4 separate regions of the Homo sapiens genome follow, and regions 1, 2 and 3 are each linked to region 4. Evidence: chromatin loops called from intact Hi-C (ENCODE). Cell type or tissue: dorsolateral prefrontal cortex. All regions are shown on one strand. Links, peaks and the distances in the headings refer to the core of each region. The heading gives the core; the rest is flanking DNA.

Evidence for each region. A loop is a pair of places that touch in the nucleus more often than their neighbours do. Peaks named below come from ENCODE experiments on the same cell type or tissue, not always from the same donor. Only the 100,000 strongest peaks of a DNase experiment are listed, where the experiment ranks them.
Region 1: it touches region 4 in a loop (4-fold over the local background); 3 of 110 quality-filtered maps call a loop at or near these places.
Region 2: it touches region 4 in a loop (3-fold over the local background); 4 of 110 quality-filtered maps call a loop at or near these places.
Region 3: it touches region 4 in a loop (15-fold over the local background); 101 of 110 quality-filtered maps call a loop at or near these places.

What each region holds. Positions count from the first base shown.
Region 1 is chr2:176,189,295-176,194,525 of GRCh38, reverse strand. It overlaps HOXD1 (homeobox D1), which reads right to left. Exons shown (of 2, transcript NM_024501.3): 1 at 5,073-5,231; 2 at 3,619-4,718. The coding sequence ends at 4,384. Among named protein-coding and RNA genes, the nearest start is that of HAGLR, 3.0 kb to the right of the region's middle. RefSeq lists an enhancer at 1,716-2,256. In dorsolateral prefrontal cortex, for the core only: no CTCF peak of the experiment used is centred there; no DNase peak of the experiment used is centred there; H3K4me3 peaks cover 2,176 bases; H3K27ac peaks cover 1,653 bases; H3K27me3 peaks cover 4,000 bases.
Region 2 is chr2:176,169,093-176,174,133 of GRCh38, reverse strand. It overlaps HOXD3 (homeobox D3), which reads right to left. Exons shown (of 4, transcript NM_006898.5): 3 at 4,479-5,041; 4 at 1,036-2,617. The coding sequence starts at 5,019. The coding sequence ends at 1,860. It overlaps HAGLR (HOXD antisense growth-associated long non-coding RNA), which reads left to right. Exons shown (of 3, transcript NR_033979.2): 3 at 1-945. Among named protein-coding and RNA genes, the nearest start is that of HAGLROS, 6.6 kb to the left of the region's middle. RefSeq lists an enhancer at 1,903-2,513 and a silencer at 3,319-3,613. In dorsolateral prefrontal cortex, for the core only: a CTCF peak has its summit at 2,320; a DNase peak (open chromatin) is centred at 2,273; H3K4me3 peaks cover 1,823 bases; H3K27ac peaks cover 648 bases; H3K27me3 peaks cover 4,000 bases.
Region 3 is chr2:176,137,716-176,142,946 of GRCh38, reverse strand. It overlaps LOC401021 (a long non-coding RNA gene), which reads right to left. Exons shown (of 2, transcript NR_148241.1): 2 at 2,556-3,950. Among named protein-coding and RNA genes, the nearest start is that of HOXD-AS2, 3.2 kb to the right of the region's middle. In dorsolateral prefrontal cortex, for the core only: CTCF peaks have their summits at 2,060 and 2,261 (motif pointing left); DNase peaks (open chromatin) are centred at 2,026, 2,286 and 2,653; H3K4me3 peaks cover 889 bases; H3K27me3 peaks cover 4,000 bases.
Region 4 is chr2:176,452,669-176,457,899 of GRCh38, reverse strand. No RefSeq gene overlaps it. Among named protein-coding and RNA genes, the nearest start is that of NRAL, 52 kb to the left of the region's middle. RefSeq lists silencers at 2,699-2,748, 2,665-2,959. In dorsolateral prefrontal cortex, for the core only: CTCF peaks have their summits at 2,588 and 2,790 (motif pointing right); a DNase peak (open chromatin) is centred at 2,779; H3K27ac peaks cover 895 bases.

The DNA of each region.
Region 1 (5,231 bases), core at 382-4,381, 260 kb after region 4:
CATTTGAAGAGAAAGAGTGACTCTGGCTCTAAGATGTTAGAGAAAAGCGATCATTGCTATTATCTCATAGGCAATGATGGCAGTGGAGAAAAAGTGATGGTTTCAAGGAAGGGGCAGATATGAATTTACTATGAGCCCAGTGAAATGTAAACTTCACTAACTTGAACCATTCCACATCCTGGGAATTTTGTATTAACAATTTTGTATTTTTTTCCTTAAAGAGGTTTCCCCAAATTGTATAAGCTTAGGCTCTACAAAATCCCTAAGAATTCAGTGTGCTGAAGAGTCCAGCACCTTCTAGAAATGCCTCAAAAGTGTCAGTTTTAATAAACTTGTAATAGTTTATTAGCTATGACAAGTCCAAATGACTACTCTTTGGCCCTTCTTTCCAAAATACATCAGTAAGATTTCTAGAAGGAGAAGAGATTATGTTGAAATCTTTACAAGCTAAGTAATAGACCTTCCTTTCACACCAATATTTAGGATTTTCATCCTCTTGGTTCATTATTGAATCTAGTTAAACAGTTTCTATAGAAATTTTATTTCTGAATAACAAGTACAACGTAATAAGCAATTACAAATGAGATGTTGAAATAGAGTTATTTTGCAGATTTGTTGCATGTTCATGACTTGAAAACATTAGATAGAGGTAAAAACCATGAACATCTTTGTTTCTATTTAGACGGATATTTATCTTCGTGAGATATGTCCACTATGGTTTTACTTTAAAACCACAAATAAAGTTTTAACAATGGGCATTTTTCTTGTTGAGAGGTCTGTGGTCAGACTAAACAACTCTCGGAAACTGATTAGATCCTGAGGTTTTCAAATTCAATATTCAGCAAATATAGATCATTTCTTTGGCCATAAGGAATAATTAAGAACTTCAGAGCTAATGCAACTCTCCTGAGCCTGCTTCTGTTTTTTTTGGATGACACGATAATCAGACAGCCTTTTCTGGTGTTGGTCCTCACCATATTTGAGATTGAGGCAGCATAAATCACACACAATTAATCTTTTGAAACTCTAGGTGACATTGCTTTAGGTTTTTATATCAGCAAAGCCTTCATTTGCTAGTACTCAACTTATGGGAATTTTATATATTATTAAGTGCTTTCCTTTTCCTCACTCCCAATTATCCTGATCCAGAAAAGTAGACACATGGTCATTATGTGAAGACAAAGGAACATTGAATAGTTAATTATACAACAGCCAGAACTGTCCACTGTGTATTCATCCTTGTAACAGATCACTGGAGGGTAAATTAGCATATTTAGTTTGAAATCTTGTAAAATAGAAACGGGATTGTTTGAGTAGTTGCAGTTTACATAGTAACCTCATACTTCATGGAGATCTGACTCAAAATAACACAAGGCTCAAAATAATAGGAAAAGGAATGCTCTGTAAATGATCCACATTGCCTAGGTACCTCCACTGACAACATGTATTTGATAGTGTCTAAAATCCTCTTTTCCTGTATAAACACAGTATCACTGTAATCCTAGACAGCACATTTGCTTTCTCTTAGAGCCTAACTCCCTTCAAATGATAGGTCTAAAATAAAATATGCAGAAGTCATTAAATTGTAGCATTTTCATTGTTGGGAGGGACCTCCAGAGGTCACCTAGTTCATCCCGATCTCCAGCCAGGACTCTTCCTAATACTGAATATAGCTGTACAGTGATCTGCATTAAGAAAGCTTTTAAAGATCCCTGGGGTTGGGCAAAAAATAGCTAATATTGGCCTGATTCATAGAATAGCATTATACGAATGTCATAATAGCCACCTTCATCAAGGAAGACATCCATCAGGGCTAAGTGCTAGTACTAGCTTCAGAAGGAAAAGCTTTATTTTCTCAGAGAAAAGGGTGGTAGATTAAGGAAATGACCCAGCATGTTGGTATTTTGTTGTTGTTGTTGTTTAGGTGTACATTTAAATGCTTATCAAAAAGGAAACATTGTCATGTCAAAGACCACTGCAGGGGAAGCCCAGAGGTGGCTGTAAGCAAGCAGATCACAAGTCCTTTAACAAGTTCTTTCAAATAGCAGTAGAGCTCAGAGGGGGGCTGTTGTTTCAAACAAGATTCAATTAGCATCAAGTTATTAAAGGGCAGCCGGGGAAACAAGAATAATATTGACAGACCTGCTTTTTAAGCAGTATCTTTTCCCTCTAATCAGCTGAGTTTGTTGGAGCTGATCATTTTATTTCTTCAACTCCATTCAACTATAGGTGCAAAGAATGAGAACTTCAGTGTAACTCCAATTTTCTAAGAGAACTAATCATATTGCTGCTTTATAAAAAAGGTAATCTTTCACAGTTGCTTAGATTTATGAATAATTAGATTTAAAGCATTATACTGGAATCTAGAAATCTAGCTAAAAGAGCTGAGGTTCTTATCTGAATTATTTGGGCCGTTAGCCCTTCTGTTGAACTATAGAAAGAACTTAAAGATATAGTTGTAAAATAAGGACGTACTCCCCAAAACTGTCCCAAGTATCCACTTGATTCTGTATCTTTATATTGCATCTTTTTCTCATATTTCTGCAAGTTTACATAAACTCTGGTCAACTATGAATGCCTCCCGGGATGAGAAATGGGAGTTTGGGTGAAATAGATTAGAGAATAGGTTTTGGGGTTTTTTTTAACCACATACTCTCTTGTCAACTTTCAAGTTTTGTGCTTGTACCTCTTCCAAAGTATTCATTTGAAAATATTTCATTTTTGAAATCAGAAAGGCACTGTCTGTGCTCTCTCTCCGCCAGATACTCAGTCTGGGTTACAGGAAGTAGAAATTTGTGACTACTAGCCTTTCCCAGCCTCCTTTGTAACTCTTGACTTTGGAAATGGGAATTCAGCCACTGAGAACTTTTTGATGTGCAGCTGCCTTTCTCAGGGAACACTAACCAAGAAACAAAGTCTTCAGGTCACCTTTCCTCTTCCTTTTGTGAGGACAGGAGACAAAAGAACAAGATCTCCCTGAAGTGTCTCCTTGGCTTTACAACATTCCACAGTAGGCACCTAACACTTGAGTTAAATGTGCAGACTACACACCTACCATAAAATTAGGGCACTCAAGGTAAGGAAAGTATTTCCATAGTTACTTGGATATTTGGCAGAGTAGTTTTCTCTCTTAAACTACTAATTGCCCATAACTTGCTGGGTGTGTACACAACCTGTAGGAAGTATTATTTTTAAAAGTTATCGGCTGGGCGTGGTGGCTCACGTTTGTAATTCTAGCACTTTGTGAGGCCGAGGTGGGCGGATCACCTGAGGTCAGGAGTTCGAGTCCAACCTGGCCAACATGGTGAAACCCCGTCTCTACTAAAAAAAATACAAAAAATTAGCTGGGCATGGTGGCTCATGCCTGTAATCCCAGCTACTGGGGATGGTGAGGCAGGAGAATCACTTGAACCTGGGAGGCAGAGGTTGTGGTGAGCCAGAATTGTGCCACTGCACTCCAGCCTGGGCAACAGAGCAAGACTCCGTGTCAAAAAAAAAAAAAAGTTATCAACATAAACAAATTCTCATAGCAGAATCAAGAAAATTCAAATACAGGAAACTGAATCAACTTTAAAGAAAGAGAATCATTATTAAAGAGTGTAAGAAAAGCAGAGAGCAGCAGATTCTATAATTTTTATTACAAAAAAAACCCTTTACATGCTATGACATTAAATGTCACTTATAAGGTCATTGCAAGCAAATCTTTTTAAAAAATATACATACTGTATATATTTACATTCAAGTTTGAATAATATTTGTCAAGATATAGTTCAGATTCTACTCTTTACCCATTCTGTGGATTTGTTCATCTAGTAACTAAACAGCGATTGTATCATCACTCAGGCACATAGAGAGGTAGAAACCGCTTTTTTAAAGAAAAAAAAACTGGAGTGCAAATGTGAAGATCACTGAAGCAGCTTAGCTACATCAAGGAGACCCTAACTAGCTTTGGTCATCTCAAAAAGCTGAATATATGTAGCCTTGTCCTTTAAATTAAAACCAGAAAAACTTTGGGCAGGTGCTCTTCTGAGCACATCAGAGTGCTGACAGAACTCAGCAACTAATGGTCTGCCACTCTGCAACGCGAATTGCACATGACTAAGTGAGGCAAAGATAGCAGCGGAGCTGGGCTGGCAGCTGGGCACCTTTTCCCTGATAAGACACAAATCATAACCAAACAAGTGGCTTACAAGACAGTCAATTAATATCTGGACATATAGTCTGGAACTCGGAAGCCAACTAAAGTACTTCATTTCCCAAGTGAAATCCCTATTCATTTTTGTTCTCCCACCTCCATCCCAAACTGAGCTCCTAAGTCTAGATAGGGATGGGGGTCGCCTGGGACTTCTGCAGGCCACAGTTTTTCGGCCCCAAGTACCGGCCTCACGAAGGCTCTTGGGACTGAGAAGGGCTGCCGGGGTTCTTGATAAACTTAGTGGGGGTTGTTCCAGAGAGGGGAAGTTGGAGGGGAGCCACAGGAATGGCCGTGGCCAGAAGCCCTTCTCGTTCCCTTTTCTTCTGTTTCATCCTGCGGTTCTGGAACCAGATTTTGACTTGCGTGTCATTCAGGTGCAAGCAGTTGGCTATCTCGATGCGCCGGGCTCGAGTTAAGTACTTATTGAAATGAAACTCTTTTTCCAGTTCTGTCAGTTGCTTGGTGCTGAAATTCGTGCGGATCGCGCTGGAGGGGCTAGCGGCCCCATACTCGGCGAGTTTGCCTGCAACGTAAAGACAGGGCGTCAGCCAGGCCTGAGGCCGGGGACAGAATGTGGGTGAGCAGTGGAGCTAGTTAGAATCAAAGTCCCAGCGCAGCCCTCCTGGGTCCCTAGGAACAGAATTTGTACCAGGAGAAGTTCCACGGAGAGCTCCTTCCTGAAATTTTCTCAATGCCTGGCACATTTTCCGAATCTGTACTCGAGGCAGACTCCATGGAATTCGCCCGGGAACGCGTCTCCTCCACAAAACCCAAACCGCTGTCTGGAAAGGCAGCGACACCACGCTCCCAGCGCATTTCCGCGGGGGAGGCTCCGTCCCCAACCCCAGGTGGCCCCATCCAAGGCCCGCGGACTTACCTTTCTTAGAGGCATTCCTCTTCACTTTCATCCACTCGAACGTGCTGAAGGCGGCAGGGAGGCCGGAGGCGGGAGAGACGGACTTGGGGTAGGTGCCTGGGGCCGGGGATGCGGTCTGGAAAGCACCAGGGTGGCCGTCGGCTGACGCTTTGAGACAAG
Region 2 (5,041 bases), core at 1-4,000, 280 kb after region 4:
CAAAAGGATATCCCCTCCCACCCCCAAATCTAACATGCCATTTTAAAAACAGCACAAAGGAACAAGGAAACTAAATATTATTTTGAGCCATCATTACTTAGTGAAATACAAACATCCAAATAGAAACGATTGTTGTTCCACCAGAAGATTAGAAGTTAAATTATTTCCACACAATAGGAATTTCACTTCGTGTCATCGGGGATGTAGTAGGAGTTGCATTATTTGTCAAACCAAATAGAGATGCGTGGGCTGACTTTGCTGAAATACAAAAGAATTGAACCTTATCTGAAGGCGTTTTCTAAGTGGCCCCTCCCATAGAAGCCGGGAAGTTGTCCACCCCTAGCAGAAGCCACATTAATATTTACAAAATGGTTATAAATCCTTGAAGACATTTTTGCCCATTTTGTATAAGAAACAGGAGTAAACAAGGTGTTTATACTTGTTATGTTTCATTAATGAAATATTATTACTTTACATCTTGGGGAATGTTTGTTTTCTTTAGAAATGAACTAATGATCACTACAAAGGAAGAATTCATGACAGCATTTCCTAGAGAAAAAGCTTAGGTACGCGTCTCCAAATGATGGTTTCTTTTTCTACACCTTAGCTTTTTCATAGCTCAATTCTTCTTACAACTTCTCTTGTGTTTTTTCTTTGATTGTCAGTTTTCTTTCAAAGTTTATTTTTTGTTACTTAATGCAGAAAAGTGAGCTCTGGTCTCCCCAGTGTAAAAGTCGATTGTGTCTAGAAAGAAGGCAGTAAAAACAGCAAAGCAGGCGCTGCTTTCAAAAAGCCCTGCCCAAATCATCCCGCCCAGAACCTTCTTAGGTTTGCATCCTCATTTCCCCCTCCCCTAATTTCAATAGCTGGAAAGTAATCAAGTATCCCGAGAACCAATTTATGCACTAGACTCCAAATAAATAAAATATTTTTTTCAAAGTGTCAGTCTGTTTCGGGGCCTTCCATGGGGATTGTGCGAGATAAAGGCATAGTGATCTGCTTGCAAGTGTGCATGATTAACACAGATACAGTTCCGACTGGGAAATTTTTTTATTCTAAATATTTGTTCCAATAGTACCAGACAATTTGAAATCAATAAACTGTGGTGAGGACTGTGGTTTTTGAGAAATGACCAAAGTGTGTTGTGCCACGCCACCGGGCTTCCTGACTCTACCCATGAAGGACAATTTGCGGTCTTAATCCTTTATGTCAACTACAAACACCAGCCACGGTTACGACTGTTCAAAACTACTCTCTCAACTAGTTCAGACCAGGGGGACTAAGGAGGTGAAATGTGGCCCCCACGGCCTGGAAGCGAATTCCTAAGCTCGGCTGGATAAATCTACAAATATACACATAAATACATTCAGACAAGGATAAATAATCAGGGAACGAAATGACTCGCTTCAAATAATAAATACAGATAGTTTAGTCCGATGCAATCCTTACGGCACAGGAAGGAGAATATAAATTAAGGTCTCTGAAACTAAGCTAGACGCGGGCCAGGCCCAAGACTCTCCAAGCTCTGGTCCCTCTGCAGGGCGCGCCGCTGATGGGTCTCAGACTTACCTTTGGGACACCATTACCAGATTGGAGTCCCTTGGTCCGCAGTATGTGGCACTGTCAAATTTACAGGGAAGGATCCTTGCGGCTGATTTATGGCGAGTCACCCAAAGGACGCCCATGGAGGGGAGGCCCGGTCGCCTGCGCCTCCGCCGCTGGAGGCCTGAGACCCGGGAGGCGGCGGCAGGGCAAGAGCGGGGAAGGGGGTTCCCGAACTGCCCCGCGGGCCCCACCCTCTACCCCACCACTACAGCAAGAGAGGTAATTTTGCCGCGAGTTCGGGCTGGCGGCGGCCGCTACAGATGCGTCAGTTTGGGAGCCTCCGGCAGTCGTCCCTGAGACGAGTGGTGGGCCGAGAGATCTGTGTAGGTGGGATGAGGGTCGCAAGGTCCATGGTGGTGGTTGCCTGGAATCTGCGCGGCGCAACTGTAGTCCACGCTGGCCGACGACGGGTGCGAGAGGTGGCCCAGGTTGAAGACAGGCCCGGACGCGGGCGCCATGGACTCGACGAAGTTGCCGCCCACGTACACCGGGCTGCCCTGCAAGTTGGCGCTGGCGAAGCCGCCGCCGTTGCTCGCCATGGGATGGGGCTCGAACTCCGGCGCTGCGTAGCGCTTCTGTTGTGGCAGGCAGCTGCTGAGTGGCGCCGTGTAGGCGGCCAGGCCGTACATATTGGGCTGTGATTTGGCGAAAGCAGGCGGCGAGGGCGCGTCGTAGGCCAGGCCGGGCACTGGCGGCAGCTGGCCGGAGTAGGCCACGTGGCCAGCGGCGCCGCCGAGCGGTGGGCTGCGCTCAGGGGACTGGCTAGCCGGCGAGTGCAGGATGCCCTTGGCCTTCTGGTCCTTCTTGTACTTCATGCGCCGGTTCTGGAACCAGATCTTGATCTGGCGTTCCGTGAGATTCAGCAGGTTGGCCATCTCCACGCGGCGCGGCCGGCACAAGTAGCGGTTGAAGTGGAATTCCTTTTCCAATTCCACCAGCTGCGCGCTCGTGTATGCCGTGCGTACCCGCTTGGATGCTGGGCCTGGCGGGCTCTTGTCCTCGCAGCTCTCTCCTGGGCAGGGAGGGAGAGAGGGAGGGCGCTGAGCGAGTGGGTGGGGACCCTCAGGACTGGAGAGGGGTGCTTCCCTGGTTCTCTTTTCCTCCTCCCTCCCCCCACCTCCAATCCTGGCTGGGGAGGGGAAGGGCCGTTTGAGAGGTATGATTCCAAGGGGGAATTCACCTACCTACCAACCCCCTACTAGGCCTACCTATCAGTCGCACCTGAAACCTCCATCAGCCTTCTGAGATCCAGTTCACTCTGCCCACCCTCTCCCCTGCAGCCTAGTCCATCATCCCATACCCACCCAAAGGCCATGAAAGAGTTTAATGAGAGACCAGGAGCAGCTGGTAAGGCCTCCCTCTGTCAAAGAAGGGCCAGACTCCTTTGAACACTCCTCCCAGCCTCTGCTGCCAGGGGTGGGGTATGGAGAAGGAAAGGAAGAGGAAATAGCTCCAGCCTGCCTTGCTTAGGAGCTGGCCTCTGGGCAAAGCCCCCCACCAACCCCCAGCAAAGTATGGGGATGGAGATCTTGGCGCCCCACTGCAGCCCAACTGCACTCAAAGCCAGGGAGGTGACAAACCAAAAAATAAAAAATAAAAAAAAACCAACCAAACAAACAAACAAAAAAAAACACTGCCTGGGTATTTTAGGGAGTCCAAGGCCAGGCTGGAAGCATTTTGAGTATTCACAGTGCTAGGAGCAGCAGCCTCAACACTGGCTTTTACTACCCTGCCACCTCTCAGCTGCTTGTCCACTCCCTCCCAGGGAAGACAAATGGATTTCTCCTGGGAGGGAGGGCCTGAGCCTGCAGCTGAGGAAGGAGGGGCAGGAAAAGGAGGTTGCAGGCAGGATAATACCCTCTCCCTAGGAGCAGCAGCCCCAGAAAACATCAGGCAAACCAGATCCCTGATAGCAAGCCACACCCCAGGCCCCAAACTTGCCCTGGACCTGGAAGCAAGTTCATCTACCTGAAGATAAACCACATCAGATACCACAAGGTCAGAAAATTTCAGGAACCAAGCAGTCTAAGCAGAGAGAAGGAACAGCCCTCAGAGTTCCTGGCCATGCCTATCTTCTACATGCCCTGGGTGGACCTAGAGAAGGCCCCAACTGGAGGGGCTCCCCTTCCAGTTAGAGAAATCCAAGGCTGTTACTGTCTCCCAGAATATCCTCTCCTACTAGGACAGGCACCTCCCCATTATGGATTTGCTGGAGTGGGAGAATTGGGCTGAGGTGGGCCAAATAGAGACTCATGGTTATGCTTAGCAGCCCCTAAAGCCAGACTGACTGGATTCAAATCCACCACTTTGCAGTTTCAGAATCTTGGGCAAGTTGCCTATCCTCTCTAACAGTTTTCTTATCTGTAAAATGGGGATGTTATCATATACCTACCTCAAAAGGTTCTTTGAAAAATTAAATTAGATAATGCTTAGAAAGTACTTAGTATGGTACTTTCTAAGACTTTAGTTTTTATGAGTTTAAGGGAATGAGATTCGTGTGATATGGGCTATATAATCACCTAGGCTTGGGGATTGTAATACCTATCTTCAAATCTTGAAGAGCTGTTGGGTGGAAGAGGGAATGGAGTTATAATTAGCAGCCCAGGAAAACAGATATGCCCATATAAGGAAGCACTCTCTATTAATAGCTATAAGACCTGTCCAGCAACAGCACCAGCAGCCTGGAATGGAAGGGAGCACCCTGTCACTGCAAGGTCATGACCCCAATCAGGAACACTAAAAAAAAGAACATTTTGACGTGAGTAGGAGTTTAGACATATGACCTCCAAGGTTGCATTTCCAGCCCTGACTAGGCTTCCTTGGGTCAATCTGGAGGGGGCTTGGTCTGGCAGTAGGCCACCTCAGGGAGCTACCTGCAGTGGCACAGCTGTTCTTCTGCTTGGAGTTCTGTCGAGACTCTTTCATCCAGGGGAAGATCTGCTTGCTGATGGTGGCTGAGGAGCTAGAAGCATTGGGCCCACCTTTGGGCTTCTTGGCAGGCACTCCACCTCCAGGATTGGTGGGTGAAGATGGGGGCAGGGTCGGTGGTGGAGGAGGGGGTTGTGGTGGCTGCTGCTCTGAGTTCAGACCAGGAGGCTGGCTGCCACCACCCCCACCCTGGCTGTTCCCAGTGCCCGGCCGCATGCAGCTGCCATTGAGTTCAGCTCCTTTGTGGGCTGGGGCTCTCAGAGGGGCAGAGCTCTGGATGGAGCAGGCAGAACCTGGATAGTCAGTGTCCAGGGAGCTGGCAGCAGCAGGGGGTGGGTAGGGCTGGTGGGGGGTGCTGTAGCCGTAAGTGTCCGTAGTTTTGCTGTAGCCATAGCCTCCAAACAGTCCTGGGTTTTCATAGTAAGCAGCCTTCTGCATTGTGCACTCAGGAAGCTCCAGGGCCTGCTGACCCTGCTCAAATAACATTGACTACCACTGTATCCTTCAC
Region 3 (5,231 bases), core at 555-4,554, 310 kb after region 4:
AGAAACTGTACGTTTTGAGGGAAAATCTGACCCAGGAGGACTTCCTGGTTAAGCCAAGCAAAGCAGCTTGGCCAAGAGCTACTAAGTCTCTCATGAAAAAAGTCTGTAGCCAGAAGTCATGGACCCAGAACTAAGGGTGAGGACTTATCCCTCAATTCTCCATTGACCCTTCCAATTCTTTTAAATTCCGTACATCTTTTATGAAGAGTTATAAAAATACCCTTTCTGGCTACAACCCCCACACATGTTGGGGGCAGAGGCTCAGCTGCTGCCCTGGAACCCAGATCCTGGGGCACAAGCAGTTAAAGGGGTGAGAAGGGTTGGGGGGAGTGGAGGTGGGGCTCCTCGGCTTCCTTGGCTGTTGTTGGTCTTTTGCTTTCCTACCCTGCCCTAGATTTTAAAAGACTAAGGAGGGTCCTTGCCCTGGGGCTATAGAATAACAAGAGGAACAACCAGCCCAGTGGGTGTGACTGACAGGACAGGGTGGTGATGGAGAAGGTGATTGCAGGAGCTGGATAAATGGGCCTGCTCTCAGGAAAGACCTGAAGCCATCTGTGGGAGTCGAAGATGTGCCTGTGTGAATGTGAGGCCTCCCCTACCTGATACCTGCCCACTGAGGAGTTAGGGCCACTTTCTGCCTGGTGTAACCCTGATACATTTAGGTGCCAGACACTGAGACCCAATGGGCCAGGACTATGTGGCCCACAACAGCAATAGGTTAAGTCACGGAACTATGTTCTCCTGAGTCTGCTACTTCCTGTGTGTTCAAGCCTGTCTTCTCCTCCATAGAATTCAAAAATTTGGTGAGTGAACCAGGGGTCTTTTGCTCTAAAAGTCTAGGCCTGATTACTCAGCAAAAGGGGGATAATAAGAAACATGTATGTATTGAATACTTGGTATGTGGCAAAACACTGGTTTAAGTACTTAACCAGTGAGTTAAAGGTACATAAAGCAGTTAGAATAGTGCCTGACATATAGAATTGCAAGTAAGTAAAAATTCTCATAGCAACCCTTGAAGGTACTCTTATCCCTCCTTTTCAAAGAAATTAACAGGTCTAGAGAGTTGCAGTACTCGCCTAAGGTCACGCAATAGGTAAGTGGTACCATGGCAGTCTGAACCCACAACCTGCTGTCTTTGAAATCTGTAAGCCAAAAGTTAAGGGATCCACGGCCTCTTCCCTAAAATGTAAGTATTCAGTCTATAGGGTGGTGACCTTAAAAACCACAACCCTGGATGGAACCCTAAGAGCTCTGGGGGATGCTTAGTTGTAGGGTTAGAGGGAACTTGATCTTTGGAGAACAAAGGATCATAAAAGGAGCAGGAGAGATAATTGACCAGTGGTTCTCAAACATAAGTATGCAGCCCAAGTGCCCTGGGCGGAGGAGTGTTTACAAAATGCAGGTCTCTGGGTACCATATCTGGATATTCTGATTCAGTAGGTCTGGGATAGGACCCAGAAACCTGCATTATAAACAAGAGATTTGATGCAGGTCTTCACTGAGAATCATTACCCTAGAGAAGGCGGTGGGGAGAGGGGGACAAAAGACTGCATTGCCAAGAGATAACGGAGGATCAGTGGGATTGGGTCAGAGCATTATTTAAGTAAGGTGTCGCTGGCTCTTGAACCTGGTGCGAGGAGTGCCCAGTGGAGCCCACAAAAGGCCTGAAATGAGCGAAGTGGTGATAGAAGAGTGGTTGGGTGGTGTGGAGTAGACATGCGCATCTGGCTAGTTCTCTTGAGCTGCAGAGCAAATGGGATTTACCCAAGCTCTGAGTCTCCAGGGAGTCCCAGGACCCAGGTCCTGTTCTAAGTGAGCAAGGGCAAGGCCCATCAGCCTGTTGGAGGAGGCACTAAAGGATGTGCTTTTCAAGGCTGTCCATTCTGGGTACCAGGAATCCTGGGCAAGGTAAATGACGAGACCCACGGCCCAGCGGGAGGGGCTGGTTGGGATCCGCGGATTGGGCCCAGCTTGCCCCACACAGGATTCAAGTTGCTGCTCCTACAAGCGCAGCACGAGGAAATCGCGCCCCCTCCGGGAGCGCGGAGAAAGCGAGGTGGCCCGCCAACCCGGAACGGCCCTAGGCTCCCAGGCCTCGGAGCTGCTTCCACTGCCAGTCTGGGGAAAGGAACCCCTTGGGGGACGGGGCGCAGCACCGTCGACCCTTGTTCGAGGCCCCACACACTTGGCGCGCGGAGGTAGAGTGCGCGGGAAGGGAGGAGCGGGTACCGATCCCTCCGCTCCCGCCCTCCCCGGCCCGCCGCAGCCGGCGAGACGCTTGTCCTACAGCGCCTCCTCCTGGACGAGGCGCCAGACAGCAGAGCAGGGAGACCACCAGCCCCGGAAACCTGAGGCTGGGACTTCCTCCGGCAGGCGGAGGTCTCCCCGCACCAGAGGCTGGTTCTACAGTGTCCCCTGGGGCGGCTGGAAGGAGCAAGAGGGACCTGAGGCCACCTCTCATCCCCTACCCCCCATCCCAGGACAAACAACAAGCTCGTGGCCCAGAGGCGCTTGTCCCCCATTATTTAAGCGAACCCAGGCGGGAAAAGCCCTTATATGTCCGTTCATTTATTTGTTTATTTATTTATTTATTTGACTGCTCTTCGCCGAGCTGCTGCCCCCCAGAGCCCTCGAATGTGCTGTGCTGGCATAACAAGATCCGGGAATGGTCAGGCCGAAGGATTGGCCTGAAGTGTGGCGGTTTGAACAGGCGCCAGGAGAAAAGGCCTTTTCCCAAAGTAGTAGCAGCAGGCTGAAAAAAAAAAATCTACAGCCTTCCCCGAGGGGCAAATATATGCTATATATATATATAAACTGGAAAGAAGAGTGTTTCCTTTGGCCCTCGTCTCGTATTTTCAGCCTATGTCTAGCGTACAGATTTAAACTGGGGTGAGGTGATAAGTCATAATGATTGGAAATGTAGCCAAAGGTAGAACTGTTCAGCTATACAGGGAAGGCTGAGATAAAGGCAAGATGAGTAGCGAGCCTTGACGGAGGGAGAATGGAAAGATCGGGTGTATCTTCCTGCTCGAGTCCACTCGCCCCCCCCCACCCCCCCGCCCCCACACCCGTGCTTTGCCGATCGAATTCCCGGGCTAGGCCATTTCACTGCACATGCGCTGGACCTCTGGCGCGGGTGTGTGGCGGGCGCTGCGGGACCGTGAGCTGTGCGGCCGGCTTGCACCGCGCAGTGCGGATAAGGTACCGCGCACTGCTTCTACGCCTGGATGCAGAGGAGCTTGGGAACCTCATCTCAAGAAGCAGGAAACACACTTTTCTTTTTCAGGAAAACATGTATTAAAAGCTTCAACTGTCCTTTCTGATTTGCAAACCCTATTCCGCCGAACAAGCAGCATCTCCTCGTTGCCAATGAACACTCTGAAGGTTGTTATGTGGATCAGAAATGTCACATCTTGGGCACCGCTTCCCTTTGAGTCGTTCTTCAAGGCGGGGAAAACCATCCTACATCCAGAGAGCACAACTTCTCCCTCATTCTGCAAAACTATCAAGTCTAAAGGACCAGTCCCTAGAAAGAGGGCATCTGTTCACGCCATTTCCGAAAACGTGACCCTAAATTGAATTTAAGTTGAAATTCTGAGTTCTTCATGGCTTCTCCCCAGCTTCCGGTGCCCCCGCATACCCTACCCGGCTGCCTGGCCGCCGCACTGCGGCAAGGCCGTAAATACCTCTAACAGCTGCCTGCCAGCCCAGGGTGAAATACTGTCTTTGTTCGATTTCCCTTGCCTCTCTGATTCAGAAAACAGAACTCTGGCGAAATTTATTTGTAGAAACATCTGACGGGAAAATACGCTTTGTTTTCAGCTCTCGTGCTTGGCCACATTTATAATTTCGAGCTTCGTCTTTCTCCTGGTCCTCGCCAGAGATCTCAAGCCCAGTTCATGGCCTGACCCGTCGTCACCAAGGCCCGGACATGCTATCGGCTCCCTGATCTATGAGAGAACAGAGGTTTGGGCCAAGGACACTGGGAGTTATACTTCTGGGCTTCTCAGCTCTCAGGGTCCCAGCGTTTTAAAATTTCGTTTCATTTTTTGGTTAGGTTAACAGAAACAATGGGGTTATTTCCGGTAGTGGCAACAGCACGAACTAGTTTTCTTGTGGACTAATGGCCCGAGAGTTCCTGTGATTTGTGGATTATTTCCCTTAGATGCAATCGACCATTTCGTTCCAATAAGAATTAATGCTACCACGGGGCTTACAAAGAACCCCTCAAGTCTTCCAAATCTGCCCATGACATCAACCTCTGCTGCGTAATCGGACCTGCACCCAACCCAGGTTTTTAGTCACTCAAGCGCGCTGTGCTACAGAACCAGGGAAAAGCACTGAAGCTCTGAACATAGAGCTTGGCCATCAGGGCCACACCCCCACACCCACCCGGGTACCATCCGACCTAGGGACTCTTCCTGCTCCGAATCTACCTGGCAGGGCCTAGAAGCCACTATCCAGGTGCCTGCTTTTCAATGGGGAATGTTTTTTACCCCGATCAAAGAATGACCTCAAAGGTCATTGTACTGTAGTAGAGAAATAATTACAAAATACAAACACTCCAAATAAAATAACAATCACTCAAGTTTCTTATTTGTAAGTGATCAGAGTTAGTGATCCAGGATAATTTGCAGGCATCAGCTGGCCACAAATCGTGGACCTCCATTTTGAAATGAGCATGATTCCATCATTAATTACGAAAAACACCTTTCCACAAAGATGACATGTTTTGTTCAGAAACTCTTTTATGGCCCACGTTGTTACATTGGAATTTTAAGGGAATAATAAGTTAGGATTTACCACTGGGTGCTTTGGGAACCATACCCTTGCCTTGCGCAGGCAGTCTCATGCGCAATGCGGCAGACTGTCCAAAGGTTTCATTTCACAATGTTCATGAGGGAATAGGCAATAGGATTTGCGAACTGCATCCGCAAGTGCCATTCAAAATCAGTGGGAGAAAATAGCTTTTTTTCTTCTGCAAAGGATTTTCTTTTATGCATATTGTTTCAGTTCAGCAGTTTTGAAGTTGAGGGAAGAATGTTGCAATGTAATATTTATTAGCAGGTGGGAAAAAAAACACAACCCATCAATACATTTAGAGAGCAAAAAGATCTACTCTTTTCCTACTCTGGCAAATAAGAAACACACGATGTTTCAACACAGAGATGTCTTGTATTTCTCAAAGATCTATTGGGTTTTTACCAAGACCTGCACCATATATTCTGATA
Region 4 (5,231 bases), core at 514-4,513:
GTGCTATGGGGAATATAAAAAGGTTAACAGGCTTCTGAAATTGTTTGACATGTTATTATAAACATGTACCACTTTTGTAATACAAAAATAAGTAATAGTTTTTAAAAGTTCTAAGTCCTCATCTCCTGAATATTTAAAAGAAAAAAAGTGGTTACTAACTCAGAAAGTCTGCCATCAATAGCTGATAACCACAGATTTCAACATAAATAATTTGGATGCAAGCCATGATGAGCTAAGTGAGTGAATGGAGTGTATCAAAAGTGAATGTGCTTCCAAGTCTGAACCTTGGCTCAGCCTCGTATGAACTATAATTTCAGACAGGCTGCTGGGCTAGTTGGAACCTCAGTTTCCTCATCTGTAACATAGGAACCTTGATACAGCTGTCTACTTTATAGGACTGTTGTGAATATAAAATGAGATCATCAATGTAAAATTCTGCAAATTATCAGTGGCAATATTAGGAGTGGTATACAGAGGAAGAGGTGGTTTCTACAGAGATCTGGAAAGCAGGTGGCCTTTGGTCTAGGGCTTCAGGGAGGTTGTGGTTAATTCCATGGTCTCTGGAGTCAGACTACTCAGGGTTCTAATCCTGGAGTGGCCCCTTATTTGCTTTGGGAATTTGGGCAAGTTACTTCTCATCTGGCTCATTTTCTTTCACTGCTCAATAGGGGAAATTAAAAGCACCTACTTTATAGGGATGTGGTGAGAACTGAGTGAGAAGTTGGATTGTTGTGCTGGTTTAGTAGATAGTAAGCCCTCCATCAAGGGCAGCTGTTACTCAGGTCCTCCTTTTTAAGAGTGACCTGGGCCAAGCACTTTTCGAATGGCTAAAAAGATAAGGATCAAAACAACCTTCTAAACACCACAGTGCCCTGTGAAAAAATTGTCAGCCTCTTAATAATAGTTCATTGTGATCACTCATCCTACAACTATCTTCTGAAGCCTATCACAGTTACTGAAGCCAAAGTTTTCCTTTATGTAGCTGGTTTGAGATACCTTGTGAATGGCTTTAGAAAGCTCTCGAGCAATTTGGCAGTCCCTGTGTTTCCCTGCAATGGGCTATTGGAAACTCCACTAGAAAGCTGATCATCATTGAATACATTGGTGTCTTCCATAAGAATGATGTCAAAGATGGGGACAGTACTGCTATCTGTCCAGACTCAACAGGACACTAAAGATGGGCTAGGTTCCAGAAGAAGAGGAAACCAATAGGTTCTGTGCATGAAGAACCTACATGTGGCCTCATCTTAGTTAGAGAGGGTTTGGTTCACCATTTCACCTCCCCCCCACCCAACTCGTTTCCATTATATATTCCTGTATTAATGAAATTATGTACTTATTACCCATTTCCTTGGTACTCAAACTGTAGTGTGTATCAGAATAACCCAGAGAGCTTGTACAAACACAGATTCCTGGGCCGTATACTAAAGTTTCTTCCTCAGTATGTCTGGGATGGGGCACATTTCCATCAGTTTCCCAGGTGACATGATGCTGCTAGTCTACGGAACACAGAGAATCAGTTACCTATCCTAACAGCTGCTTAGGGGAAAATTTTTGTTTAAGGTTGCCTTTCCCTTTAAAACAACTGTGACAGTAGTAGAGCCTTTCAGATAATGTGTGACGCACGCAGCTTGGGAAGTTTCTAAGGGTGGACCTTCTGAGAGGCACTGATTCAGGAGCTGATCAATTGCAGCTGCTCTGATGAAATATCCTATAATCAGTGACTGCTTGTCTTCACAGACCTCCCTTAGCACAAAAGGTTCCCAGACCAGCTGCAGGCTCCCAGCTTCCTGGAGCAGAGCTGCAGCTGGACCTACTTCCCTCTATCCAGGGGACTTGTGGGTGTGTTAAGGGCCTGAGCAGCCTGGCCTCAAGGGTGGACTTCCTCCCCACTTCCTCCCACCTCCTGACGTCAGCCCTCCTGCCAGAACCAGCCTACACTGTCTGGAGGGCAACTGCTGAAGGTTTGGTTGCCATGGCAACTGATCCTCTATCCACTGAGGGGTAGAGGAACCCTGGTGTGTGATTTGATGGGTGGGCTCCACCATTTCCATTTCTCCAGATGAAAGTATTTCATCACTAGAAACTCCTTTTGCAGTAAGCACTTTTCCATCCACGAATCCCGTCTTACAATCCAAACAGTCCTTAGGAGGAATGTGAATTCTTTCATCAAATGGAGCCTGGTACCAGCCTCAGAGGAGAAATTGCCAGACCTCATCCACGAAGAGAGGCTGACAGCAGCAATGCTACCTCCTTAACAATTGCACCAAAGTCCTGCTGTGAGGTACTTGCTGAGGGTGGAGAGTGACTGCCACCACAACAAACTGAGGTTGAGACCAATAGCTCTCCCTACAGATGGTGACATTTTTTAAAATCTCATGATTAAAAAGCTGAAGACTAGGGATGATCGCCAAACACCTGACCAGTCTGCCATCGTGATGAATAAATGTCCTTTGAGATTGGAATCCTACTGAACAGCACACTTTGTTGATGTTTCAGGACAAATGCACCTTCATGTTTTATTTTATATTTTATTTTGCTGTCAGCTATTTTAAGATCTTGAATCAGGTTACACATAAAAGAACTAGAGCCAGGATGTTTGGGAAATTAACAGATGATATTTAGCAAACATTTTGACGGGTCATAAAGAAACATCTGGGAGAGATGTCTGGGACCACGAGTTGTGTGCTGGGGGAAGGAGGCCCCTCTCCAGCAGCTGCATTAGGTTTCTGGGCTGAGCTGAGCTAAATCTTCAGAACGGATGACCGTGCAGTTCAAAGAGTCCCCAGCAGGGGGCACCCTTTTGCAGTAAACTCTCTCGGTTTTATAGCTTTGCTCTGCAGCAGCCGACCTTACAGATAATTGATATTTTGATTTCTCTAACCCTCTGCTTCCTCCTTCAAAGCAGACACTCCCCTCTAGGAAGCCTTCCTCCCACCTCTTATGAAAATGGACATTTTGATGAGTAGTGGTTCTTATAGCAAGGATTAAAAGCAAAATCTGAGGAAAGATGACTGTCAAGGAAATTAAATATAGATTATGAAGAAGGTTGAATACATGCCCACAAAAGTTTCAAGATAGGCTTGCCTGATTTTCATGATCAACTCAAAGGGCACAAGACATTTCTAGACTGTCTCATAAAAGCCTGCATCAATAATGCATATGTGTATCAGTATAAAACTGGCCTCCAGTTATTTAATTTCTCAAGGGTCAACTGTGTTCCTTGGCAACTTAAGCCTGTGTGGAAAGCACCTCATGTTCCCCTGGCAGTGCATAAATAATTATAATAAATAATCCACTCATTAGCTGAAATAATTAACCCTGTTTTAGACAATCCAAAAACATCTTGGAAGCAAATAATTCAGAAGTGGACAACAGTGTTCTCCTCTCAAAACCAAGATCCAGTATCACCAGCCATTGTTATTTAAACATTTTAAGAGACCTATTACTTTTGTTTTTTGAATAAACTTAGACAGTTTAGCTCATTACTCTCACACTTCACAGCTCCGTAGACACATGTGGGTAATATTCTCATTTTAAACTTGTGATAGATTTTGTAATTTGATAGTTTTTTTTTCATTTTCTTTTAAATATCTTTCTTGCAGGAGTTATTCTCTAGCAAGAGTTCACTATTCACCCTATTCTCTTTGCAGCCTGAGCCATGTTTTAAAAGCCAGTTCACTTATTAATCAAACTCCTATAGAACTTAGGTGGTATCTGTCACTGTTCTAGGCATTCTTGAAATTTTAAGTCCTTTAAACCTCATAACGTGGATACTACTCTTATGTGTTGTCACAGAGAGGTAATTGAGGCACAGAGAAATTAAGTAACTTGCCAGAATATGCAATAAACAGCACATAAACAAGTCAAGATTTGAACCCAGCCTGTCTGAAACCAAAGTCCAAGTATTAAATCAACATGTTACGTTATCTCTTAGTAGAGAAGGGGCAATAGTTGTATACAAACTCAGCTAGTGAGTGGCTATTTTAATGAAATGTGAAGACCTTTGGAAGGTATCTAGTCTAGTCCTTGGCACATAGTACATGTTCAATAAAAATTGGTACTGGGTGAGGAGGACTGATATATGTACACATATATATTGACCTATATTCATTTAGGGAAGTGGTTGGGAGCACTTGGTTATGCAGAAGTAGGATATTTCCAGCTCTTTCCATCACTATCTGTGTGGCCTTACTAAACCAACTCAATCACACTAATATCCATTTCCCCATCAGGAGATAATACCAGTAGATGCTACCTCACAGAGGTGAAGTGAGGATAAATGAAATAAGGCACACAAAAAACTTAGCACGGTGACTGGCATAGGGTAAAAGGTTATGATTCTTCCCTTTGGTTTCATTTAAACCCAGTTTTATTTAAAGACTTAGTGTATAGTATCATATAAGAGCAAATATTTATTCAAACATTCCCCCAAAAAGCAAGTTCAGCTATTTTTGGAGAGACACAGAAGCCTTTGGTAATCAACATTGATTGAGGGTTTTGAAAGGAAAAAACATTAACAGCACTATTAGAAAATCAGTTATGGGCTGAAATTTGCAAGGTTTATGGAGCTTCAAGTTCAATACTCCTCTGTCCCCAATACTTTATAATATGTGCCAGAGAAAACTGGAAATTCTACCCTTGACAGCCCAGACGATAAAGAAATCACAGAGGAGAAACAGATTGGCCATGCTTAGGGCAACAGAAGGGGAAAGCAGGCCTGACCCCCTCCTTCCCTCTCCTTGCTCCATCTCTCACCCCCATGCCATCACCTCTTCTCATTTCCTTCTCACTTCCTCTGGCCTGACTCCTCCTTACCACACCTTCTCCTGGAGCAGCTGTTGAATGGTGAAAGAGCACAGTGAGCTGCCTTTGCTGCCAGTGGCTGTGACAAGGCCCAGGTGGCCTCAGTGAATGATCAGGGTGGTCATGGCCTGACATGGATGGAGAGTGATTTTCCTCAGTCCACTATAGATGCGTAAGGGCCATTTTGGACCACTGCATGACACCTGATTAATGACTCCATATCAGTCCAGGGTAGCATTTTTCCAGTGGTCACATGCATGGCTGGGAAGTAGTATTTATGTGCCATCTTCCTGGGATTCTCGTGGACTCCATAGGCAATTTGAAGATAAGATTTTTTTTTTAAAGAGTCTTGCTCTGTCACCCAGGCTGGAGTGCAGTGGTACGATCTCGGCTCACTGCAGCCACCATCTCCCGGGTTCAAGTGA